2 separate regions of the Homo sapiens genome follow, and region 2 is linked to region 1. Evidence: chromatin loops called from intact Hi-C (ENCODE). Cell type or tissue: HepG2. All regions are shown on one strand. Each heading gives the region's core, and the rest is flanking DNA. Links, peaks and the distances in the headings are about the cores only. Region 1 overlaps LOC105378076 (a long non-coding RNA gene). Region 2 overlaps ZDHHC14 (zDHHC palmitoyltransferase 14).

Region 1 (5,379 bases), core at 129-5,128:
AGAAATTTGATGATGTGTTGAATGCTAGTCATTTCCTCAGAAAAATGGCCAGGCGTGGTTCCATTTGCAGGGGTGGCTGTGTTTCATCTCACATCATCCACTTACCCTGGCCAAAGCGAGTTGAACCAGAGTCACCACCAGACCCAAAGACAGCCATGTATAGGCCAGCAGCTCTGCCTAGTGGGAACCACATTTATCAATGGTCCACCCAATCTGCAACACATGATGTCCTGATGACTTCCTCTCTCCTGGCACTCTGTCTGCTCTTCCCTCTCCTAACGCCCTCGCAGCCATCCTTCAAGGTACTATCCAGGCTTGCTTTCTCTGGCTCCCACACTGTCTTTCACGGGGATATCATGAAAGCCCTTATGGTGTCTTTGCTAGAATTGGGAAAACACACCCCTCTCATGTAAAATAGTCTTATTTAATGCATTAACCTCATTGCACACCTGCACACGCAGCAGCCTGTGAAGTACATGCCACTCTCATAACCACATGTGCCACTCACATCGTCTAGAAGCAAAAGCCCATAGGGTACCGTGAGCTGAGTGGCTGGTGGTACTTCCTAATATTACTAACATAACGATTCTCTCTGAAACCCCAGCCTCGCCCCAGCCCACTGTGTGTTCCACTCCAGGAGTCAGATCTGATTCTAGGTCCTGGTTTTTTCCTGTGTGCGCTGCTCTGTTGTAGTGGCTGCACCCATAGCTGACCACATCACAGATGGGTCACATGGAGCTCTGGACAATACTCTTCCCCAGCTGATCTTTGACAAGGTCCTTCCTTTCATCCCTTTATCAATAAGATTGGTTACGTTTGAAGCTGATTGACCACCTATGCCTAAAGAAGAGTGATTTATGTATCACCTGGAAGGAGACACCCGAGGTCACGCCACAGGTCTCTCCTCAGCCCTGGCCATTTCAACGTATTTATATGCAACTTGGACCTAGAGCTAGAAGGCAGGCTATTAAATTTTATGTAAGGCACAAAACAAGAAGGTTTGGTTATTTAATGAATGAGATGAATGACAGAAATGTCTCAAAATTACTTAGCTAGACAAGAACAAAAGTCAATCACACATAAAATGAACTTTAACAGGAATAAATCAAATTTTCAGAAAATACACAAGTGCAGGATGGGAGAGATTTGGCCTGAAGCACTTCCTGAGACAAAGAAATGGACAATTTAGTTGGCGATAATGCTGAAACAGTGGAGGTCATTGTGCGTCTGCCTAGGAGAAGTCTCTCCCACTCATTCCCATCTGTTCTGGGGGCCACTGTGGAGGAAGCGTCCTCCAAGAGCAGGCAGGCGAAGGGGAGTGACAAGGAGGGTGAGAAGTCTTAGCCAGCTTATCTAAGAAGAAATCATTGAGGGAGATATATTTAGGTTGGAGAGAGAAGAATTGGGAAGCTGATGCCTCTCTCAGGAGGCACAGAGAGAAGTTATATTGGGTAGATCATGTCTCTACACATGAGAACTTTTAAAAATTTGAAATGTCCCCAAAATGGAATTAGGTACTTTCTGAGCAAAAAATGAACATCTTTGTATGTCAACAAATATACCTCTACAACAGAGGTTCATAAATACATTTTTTTGTATTAATATGTACAAAGCGATGTAGAAGACATTCCTCCACTGAGGGACAGGTTAGAACTTGCAAGGTGGCTTATGCCACACAACATGGGCCAGCTCAGCTCCGCTGTCTCTGAAACTTTCTTTTGTCAGCAGAGCAAGAGTAGATTTATCTCTCAGGGGAAAAATTACGTTAATTAGGCTCATGAGTGAATGCCAGCTTAATATAGTATAATGAAAAATATGGCAAAAGAACCATAATGGGAAGCCAGATAACAATCAAAGTTGCAGGGGACACCCCCCTCTTGGAGGTTCTGGCAGATTAATTGGACATATAATAAGTAAGGAAAAACGTTTAGAATGATTGAGGATTCAGTGAAGTTTCCAGCTGTAAAAGAAATCTTAATAAAAGTTTCAACTTTTCTATACATTAGCTATACCCCATTAAAATACAAAACAGAGGGGAAGAAATCCACTATGTGATGATCACAACACTTTACTGACATAAACAAGAAGACTTGCCTCCATCATGCTTCTGCCCTAGAAGTCTTTTCTTTTTTCTTTTTTCCTTTTTTTTTTTTTTTTTTTTTTGAGACGGAGTCTCGTTCTGTCGCCCAGGCTGGAGTGCAGTGGTGTGATCTCGGCTCACTGCAACCTCTGCCTCCCAGGTTCAAGCGATTCTCCTGCCTCAGCCTCCTGAGTAGCTGGGATTACAGGCGAACGCCACCATGCCTGGCTAATTTTTTTGTATTTTTAGTAGAGACGGGGTTTCACCGTGTTGGTCAGGCTGGTCTGAAACTCCTGACCTCGTGATCGGACGCCTCGGCCTCCCAAAGTGTTGGGATTACAGGCATGAGCCACCACGCCCGGCCTAGAAGTCTTAATCACACAGGTTGTTAATTCTTCTCCTTTATGTTATAAATGTAATGCAATTCCTGTTAAAATCCAAATAAGATCTTCTTTTGTTGTTGTTGTTTGTTTTGTTTTGTTTTGTTTGAGATGAAGTTTCACTCTTGTCACCCAGGCTAAAGTGCAATGGCGCCATCTAGGCTCACTACGCCCTCCGCCTCCCGGATTCAAGCGATTCTGCCTCAGCCTCCCAAGTAGCTGGGACTACAGGCGCGGGCCACCATGCCTGGCTGATTTTTATATCTTTTAGTAGAGACAGGGTTTCACCATGTTGTCCAGGCTGGTCTTGAACTCCCGACCTCAGGTGATCCACCTGCCTGGGCTTCCCAAAGTGGTGAGATTACAGGCATGAGCCACCATGCCCTGCCTCAAATAAGATTACTTTTAAACCTTGTTAGAATGATTCAAAATTCATCTGAATAATAAACATTCAAGAAAGGTCAACATTTTGTTGAGAAAGCACTATGATGAGAGGGACTTGCCTCACAATGTTAAAATGCATGGTACTTTGCATTAATTAAAGTACTAGCTATAGCACAGAATAGGAATCTAGATCTGCAGAACAGAATAGTACCGGCCAAAACGCACTTCAGTGCATCTCATAGCTTAGTGAAGAAGTGGAGTATTTCAAATCAGAGGAGAAAGTTCAAAAAGGATTTGGGGACAAAATGAAACAATAAAAATAATGGAAAAAATATAGATGAATATCTACCGAAATAAGTTGGTAAATAAGTTGGGAAGAACTTTTAAAGCATGAAACCGAAGAAATAAATGTAGGTCAGTTTGACTACATAAAGTCTTAACACTGCTCTACAGCAGACAGATTAAGTTTGCTCACTTAATCCTATGCCTCCTTCGCCCTTGCCAGCCTCTTCCTAACTGTTGGGAGTGGCCATGAAATCGGTTCTGGCCAATAAGACATAAGCAAAGGTCGGCTGGTCTTGTCTCTTCCTCCACTCTTCTTCCTTCTGCCTGGAACACAGACCTGGTGGCTAGTTCTGCAGCGGCCATTTAATGATGATAAGGTAACAAATGGGAGGGGCTACGAGAGGACAGGGACGTGAGCTGTCACATTGTCAACTGTCTGAATCAGGTCCAACAGCTGCCTCTCTATGAGATGCTTGTTACATGAGATAATAAGTCCCCCTTAAGAGAGTGGAGCTGAGTTTTCTATTTCCTGAAGTTAAATTCATTCCTAACTGATTCTGAGCTTAAGGCAAAACACCATATTGCAGCAAAAGGCAAATAACAAAAATATTTGTACGATGGATCACAAAAGTTCATATCCTTATTCGTATAAGGACCTCTGTAAATAAGCAAGAAAGCTCTAGATATCCCATTGTTTAAAAAGGGGGCAAAGATTATGAATAGGAAGATTTTAAAAACAAGAAATTCGAGTGTCTAAGAAATTCATGAAAAAATTTCAACCTCATGACAAATTAAAACAATAGCCTAATGATTGATTCATCACCTATAAAACTGGCAAACACTGGAAAAATTACAGGATTATTTTCTGGAAAGCAATCTGGCAAAATGTATCAGAAGTTTTGGAATGTCCATGCCCTTTGAGAATCTGTGCAGGGAAATGGTTAAGGAGTTGCAAAGATTTGCTACAAGGATGTCTCCAACAATGCTGTTAATAATTGCAAAAGGATGGAAATGAAAGAAATATGCATGAGAGCTTTGTTAAATAAATTATAGGATTGCCCCCCATCAAAAATAATATGTAATTATGAACCTGCTGTCACAGAGGTATATTTGTTGATATACAAAGATGTTCATTATTCATTATTGAGTGAACAGCAAGTTGAACCCCACCCCAAAATAGAAACCTTTCTATTTTTGTTAATATGTATATTTGTATATTTCTGTGTGTGAAAAATGGCATGGAAGAAAATCTATCAAGGCATTAATGTTATCCCTGGGCTTGGCCCATATTTTCTGATGATTTCTGTTATAAACATGTATTACTTTTGAAATAAAATTATTCCTATAAAAATATTTCTTGGTAAATACGGAATTGAAACATGGGGAATTAGAATTGATTATTTAAAGGCATCAGGCTGAGATAAGCTGAGGTGTTTGTTTCACAGTAAGGATATCTAAACATTCCAAGCAATTCAAGCTTGTTCTTCTGCAAGGGAATTCATTGAGCACTCTTGATGTCTGCTTTGATGATGAGCTTTGGTGGCCTTTTCTGACGAGCGCATTTTGCTTCAGATAGTTTGATATACTCAATCCAGCCAAAGCCAAGTCCTCCAGCTCTCAGGATACTTCTGGGTTTTGTTTTGCTTTGGGTTTTCGTTTTGAGACAGGGTCTCCCTCTGTCGCCCAGGTTAGAGTACAGTGACACAACTTGGGCTCACTGCAACCTCCGCCTCCCAGGCTCAAGCAGTCCTCCCACCTCAGCCTCCCAAGTAGCTGGGACTACAGGCATGAGCCACCATACCTGGCTAATTTTTGTATTTTTTTTGTAGAGATGGGGTTTTGGCATATTGCCCAGGCTGAGGGTACTTCTGTTTTTAAGGTGACTTTGTATTTCTTTGTTATTATTCTGTCCTAGTGATTTGAAACTTAACTCTCAGAGAGTATCTTATTTCTCTTATTTCCAAGATTTTTGTGGGGAGGGAGGGATGAGAATATGCCTCATGATAGCCCCTAAATATTGGCTTAGAGACAAGTGTTGGATTCTCGTAGGCAGGTAATTAGTCTTTGCCTTAAGAGTAATGAGAAGGCAAATGACCAAGAACAATATGATCCTTTGGTAGCTCGATTCTGCCAACTCCTGTGCTAATGACTTCTAACTTACCATTTTTCACATTTCTGAATCCATCAAGCCATGAGCAAGAATTACATTTCCTTTGCTGTATTTCTCAATTTCACTGAAATACTAAATCC
Region 2 (5,379 bases), core at 59-5,058, 280 kb after region 1:
GCAGTGTCAGTGCCCAGTGCAAAGAGACCTTCTTCCAAGGCAAAGGTAGATGTGTGCCTGCAGGTTGGAGACGATCCAGCAAGGGAGGGTGGACTCTGGCCAAGTGCTCACCTTATTTCTGCCTGGAATTGTCAAACTGCAACTTAGCTTGAAAAATATATTTCTTCCATACCCAGAAAAGCCACAAGCGATTGCTTCATGAAAGTCTGTCTCTGTTCATCTGACTTTCCCTGTTTGTGCATCTTTTTGACCGGCTCCGTCCCTTTTGTGTGTGTGTGGTTCTTGGCTTTGTGGCTCTGACGAGTGTGTGTTTATACCTGTGTCTTGCTCCTTTTGCCTTCCGGAGTCTCTCTTTCTGCCAGGCTTATGTCTCTAGCTCAGACCTCTCCTCAGAGCTCCAGACATGCATATGCAGCTTCCCGCTGGACATGTCCACTTGGGGAGATAAAAGCACCCCAAATCATCTTTCCCCAGTGACCCCCCACCTTGCTGAGGGCCAGCCCCATTCACAGGCTACACAGACGTGAGGGTCCTACCGACTCCTTTCTCTGCCACACCCTGCTCACCTAATCCATCACCAGGCTCTGTACAGTTTGCTTACTAGGTGGATCCCAGCTTAAACCACTTCATCCCTTTCCTTCTGTGCACTGCCTCGGCCAGCTGCAAGCCGCCATCATCTCTCACTTTAACTGTGCAAAGGTCTCTCGGAGGACACCCACCATCCACTCTGCTCCTCATCTAATCCAGCCTCTATGCTGACATCAGAGTGACCGTTTCCAAACAGAATCTCATCACTATGGGAAGGAGGCCAAAATCCTTAACCTAGTATACAAGACCCACCTCTCTCGGCTTGCACCGTAGTCCTGCATGCCACCTGGGCTCCAGCCCCGAGGTCTCCTCTGGTTCCTCTCTGTTAATTCCTGCTCATCTTTCAGGGAGATGTTCAGGCGTGGGCTCCTCAGGGAAGCCTGCCACTGCACACACTTCCCATAGCTTTCTGTATGCTTCCTTCATAGCTCTGACCAGGGTTGTCATGGTATACACTGGGGATGTGTGGACTCGAGTGGCCGATGTCTCTGCCCACAGTTGGGTAAGCTTCAAGAGGCCAGGCCTGTGTCAGTTTCCCTTACTGTATTCCCAGCAGCCAACTCCTTGACTGGCATGCAGCTGCTCAGTTAGTATTTACTGAAGGAGAGAAGGGAGGGAAGAAGAAAAAGAGAATTTGATGCTCCTCTTGCTGTATCTACCTTCATGTCTCCATCGTAGTCTTCTCTCTTAGAGAAAAAAAAAAAAAGTATATTGCTTTTTTGGCCCTATGATGAGGTTAGTGTTCTCAACTGGGGGGAAAAAAAAAGCCTCGGGCACCCAATCTAAACTAAATGAAACCCATATCCTTCACCCTCAAACCTACCAGAAGCACAAATTTTAAAATGTCAGACTCCAAGAGAAATGATCATTTAAAAAAAATTAAGTCTGATCAAGAGCTAGTAATCCTTGCACAGTTCTGGGAGGGTGGAAATGCCATCACTGAAAATGACTCATGGTGTCTTTAGGTCTGTGACTGACGCAACCTACACGTGTATTTATCTACTCAACAGATATCGGAGGGCCTCACGTGTGCCTCCTACAAATTCGAATAAAACAGTAGCTTTCAAACTTTTTGTGTTTTACAGCAACTCACAGTAGGAAATACATTTTCTACTGGGATCCAGTGCACAGAGATGCACATAAAAGGCATGAAACAGTGCTTGCCTTTCTCAACAGAAGATGCCTTGATACTTTCTATTTTATTGTTTGTTTTTAGTGCTGGTCATGACCAGCTAAATCAATTTCATGACTCACTATTTGATCACAACCCTTAGTTTAAGAAATCCTGGAATAAAGCGTAATTAGAGTAGCTCCTTCTGAGTAGGCCAAGGATTCCATTGACTTATGCCGGGGTTAGCCCAGGGTGTCAGCCTGCCTGGGGCTGGGATTTTAGGTTGTATACCTCCGGGACCCTGGGGATGGCACATTTAGCATGCCACACGATAGGCACCTGTTGGCCTGCCTTCTTAGAACAGCTCAGTTTTAAATTCTGGTTGAAATAAATCATTTCAAGCAGCCTTGTTGGAGCAGTAGGCAGCCCATCCATCTCATCATCTGAAATAAGTTATTTCAGTTTCTGTGAACTAACCTGATAGGTCATCCATTCTTAACCTGGGGCCTAGGAATAGGCTTCGGGAAATTGTACCTAAAATGTGTGAGTGCACGAGAGTGAAGGGATCCATAGCTGTCATCAGAGTTTTAAACCAGTAAGGAATGAAAAAAAAAGTCTAAGAACGGTTGCCCTGGAGGCTATAAACAGTTTCTGATACTCTTGGAAAATAGTATTGAAAGGGCTGACAGTTTTAGTGTTTGCTGACTCTTCCTCTCGTGGTCTCCCTGATATTATATCCTTCTTCCTTGGTAAACTTGTTCCCATCACACCTTCACCCAGTCAGCCTCGCCCAGGCTAGAAAATGGCAGCTCTTGGCAAGCCCCCCCACCGCTGGCTGGTGCACCTGGGTGAAGACACCGCAGCTCTTGGTAGGGGGGATGGGGGGGCGGGGAGTGCAAAAGGCCAGGACCCAAGTTCAAGTCCTGTGCCATAGAGTCCTACATCCCATCAACAGTGCCCCACTGTGTGGTGTTTCATAAGGGAGCAGCCCCACCTCCAGGAACTTCACTCACAGCTGCTCACAAAAATTACAGTCAACTTTACCACATTTACTAGCTGACTGATTTACAGTCAACTTTACCACATTTACTAGCTGACTGATTTTTTTTTTTTTTTGGTTGATGTAAGCAGTGATCCATTTTAGAAAATGAAAAGTAATGAGGAAACTCAATATATAAAACAGACATAGGTCTAACTGCTGTAGTTCAAGGGGAAGAAAAGCCCCAAGGCTCTCCATAGAGAAGGGGCTGTTGACTAGGCCTTAACTCCGAGGAAATCACAACTTCCTCACTGTGTGATGTTCTTAGAAAAACTCTCTATAAATCCTCTCAGAAAACCCCATGGAATCGCTAGACATCGATCTGCCACAAATGGGAAAATCACATTCCCAGGCCGTAACACTATGGCAGTTAGCAGGGCCGGGGTCACCAGTGTGTGACCTGCTTCCTCACACGGGGCCCCAGATGGACTTCGTGTTCTGCTCTCTCCAGCTTGAAACTCTTCATGTTTTTTTTTTGTTTTTTTTTTGAGACAGAGTCTCACTGTGTCACCCACGCTGGAGTGCAATGGTGCAATCTTGGCTCACTGTAACCTCTGCTTCCCAGGTTCAAGCGATTCTCATGCCTCAGCCTCCCAGCTAGCTGGGATTACAGGTGCCCGCCACCACACCTGGCTAATTTTTGTAATTTTAGTAGGTGGGATTTCACTATGTTGACCAAGCTCGTCTCAAACTCCTGACCTCAGGGGATCCACCCACCTCCGCCTCCCAAAGTGCTGGAATTACAGGCATGAGCCACTGTGCCCGGCCAATTCTTAATGATTTTTAAGCAGCTGCCCCAAATTTTCATTTTGCCACGGGCCCCCGACATTCCATAGCCGGTCCTAACTGGTAGAACTTTGCCTGTTCTTTTGAGTGCCTTTGTTGAGAAAAGTAATTAAGGACCTGCTGACTGGACTGCAGTGACTCAGTGAAGTGCTTGCAGCTTTATGTGAACAACAAGAAACAAAAACAGCACACTGTATTTAGAGCTCCAGACGTCTGTGCGGACCCAAGTCTGCTGGCAGGGGTATTGATGTCGTACTTCGTCATTTCTGAGTGCCATTAGAGCCACCAACCTGTTCTGGGCCTAGGCTGGGTCTGTAAGCGCCCCTGTTCTCGTAAATACTTTATTTGTAGAGTTCCTGCTGCTGGGCTGGCCAGCACTTCCTCATTGTGTGAAATGTGTAGACACAATTGACTTCAGTTCTTGAAAAGTTTTATTTAGCTATGGAATCGTAGTATTTGAGTTGGAAATAACCTTTTATAGCATATCCGACTTGCTGAGGCCCAGAAACTGTGCACATCATATCACTAGGCAAAAGGCCAGGACCCAAGTTCAAGTCCTCTGCCGTAGAGTCCTACATCCTGCCAGCAGTGCCCATCATGTGGTGTTTCATAAGGGGGCAGCATCGCACCCTAGGAACTTCACTCAGAGCTGCTCACAATAATTACAGTCAACATTTGCCACATTTACTAGCTGACTGCATTTTTGTTTTGTTTTGTTTTGTTTTGTTTTGGTTGTTATAAGCAGTGATCCATTTTAGAAAATGAAAAATAATGAGGAAACTCAGTATATAAAACAGACATAGGTCTAACTGCTATAGTTCAAGGGGAAGGAAGAAGAGGTGAGAGAGGGGGCCAGAGGCCTGCCCAGCACCCAAGGAGCTCAGCTTGGAAACCCAGACCTCAGAGCACTCGGTTCTGCAGACACATTGGGGGTGCAGCCAGTGACAGGAGAGTGGGGCGCCAGCAGCATTAGGAACCACCCAGAGACTTCAGGCAAGAGGCTCCTGAGATGTCATTTGCACTGGAAGGCCCTGTTGGCAACAGTGTGGGGGACACATAAGGGGGGTGTCCAGGAAGATGTGACAGCGGCTCCTGCAAGAGGGGACAAGAGCCGGCACAGTGCAGTGGCCTTCAGACACTGGGGAGCAAGACAGGAGAGATCAGAGAGACCATGACCACCTCCTGCTGACCACCTGGATGTGAGGGATGAGGGGGCAGAGGGCATGAAATAAATGGGTTCCCCATGGGGGATGCCACTAGCAAAGAAGAGGCAGCTTGTGAGGAGGAGAGATTGCAGGGAGCTTGATGACCAGAGCTTGGGACCTGCGGAAGGGGAGGGCCCGTGGGACAATTAGGTCCACAAGTGTCCAGGGGGTCAGCTCACCCCAGGGAGATGCCAGGCCCAAGGCTGGAGCTGGACACTACAGAACCCACAGGCACCCTAGAGGACGAGCGGCCCTGTGCCCAGCAGGAAAGGCTGCCAGGCCACTCCACTCCCAGGTGCACCCTCCCTGACCTGAGTGTGTACCGTAGACCAGACCTCGAACTGAAGGGACAGAGGGATTGTGGAATCTCAGATGTATGCCCTAAAATCCCAACCACACACGAGGCAGGAGGAACAGATACTTCGGGGGGATCAGACGTCCGGGTGCAGGGACAGTGTGCCATGAGAATGTTGGGAGACCCTACAGATGATGTCTGGGTGTCAAACGCCCCTTCTGCACACCTGAGAGTCACTTTGCTTCTGTTCCATGTTAGGCAAATCGGGATGGTCAGGACTGTCCCAAGAGAACCAGACTGAGCCACAAGGACCTCTGATGGGGAGTGCTGGACCCTGGGGTTCCCTTGGCCCCCA

What was found. Peaks named below come from ENCODE experiments on the same cell type or tissue, not always from the same donor. Only the 100,000 strongest peaks of a DNase experiment are listed, where the experiment ranks them.
Region 2: a loop joins it to region 1, with 2.9 times the contacts of the local background. A loop is called at or near these places in 6 of 110 quality-filtered maps.

The regions. Positions count from the first base shown.
Region 1 is chr6:157,332,492-157,337,870 of GRCh38, forward strand. It overlaps LOC105378076 (a long non-coding RNA gene), which reads left to right. Exons shown (of 3, transcript XR_943165.2): 3 at 1-459. Among named protein-coding and RNA genes, the nearest start is that of TMEM242-DT, 12 kb to the left of the region's middle. In HepG2, for the core only: a CTCF peak has its summit at 2,609; a DNase peak (open chromatin) is centred at 2,630; H3K27me3 peaks cover 470 bases.
Region 2 is chr6:157,611,563-157,616,941 of GRCh38, forward strand. The region is part of intron 3 of ZDHHC14 (zDHHC palmitoyltransferase 14); the gene reads left to right. Among named protein-coding and RNA genes, the nearest start is that of MIR3692, 85 kb to the left of the region's middle. RefSeq lists enhancers at 4,467-4,968, 4,969-5,379. In HepG2, for the core only: CTCF peaks have their summits at 2,691 and 4,135; DNase peaks (open chromatin) are centred at 1,559, 1,799, 2,659 and 3,169.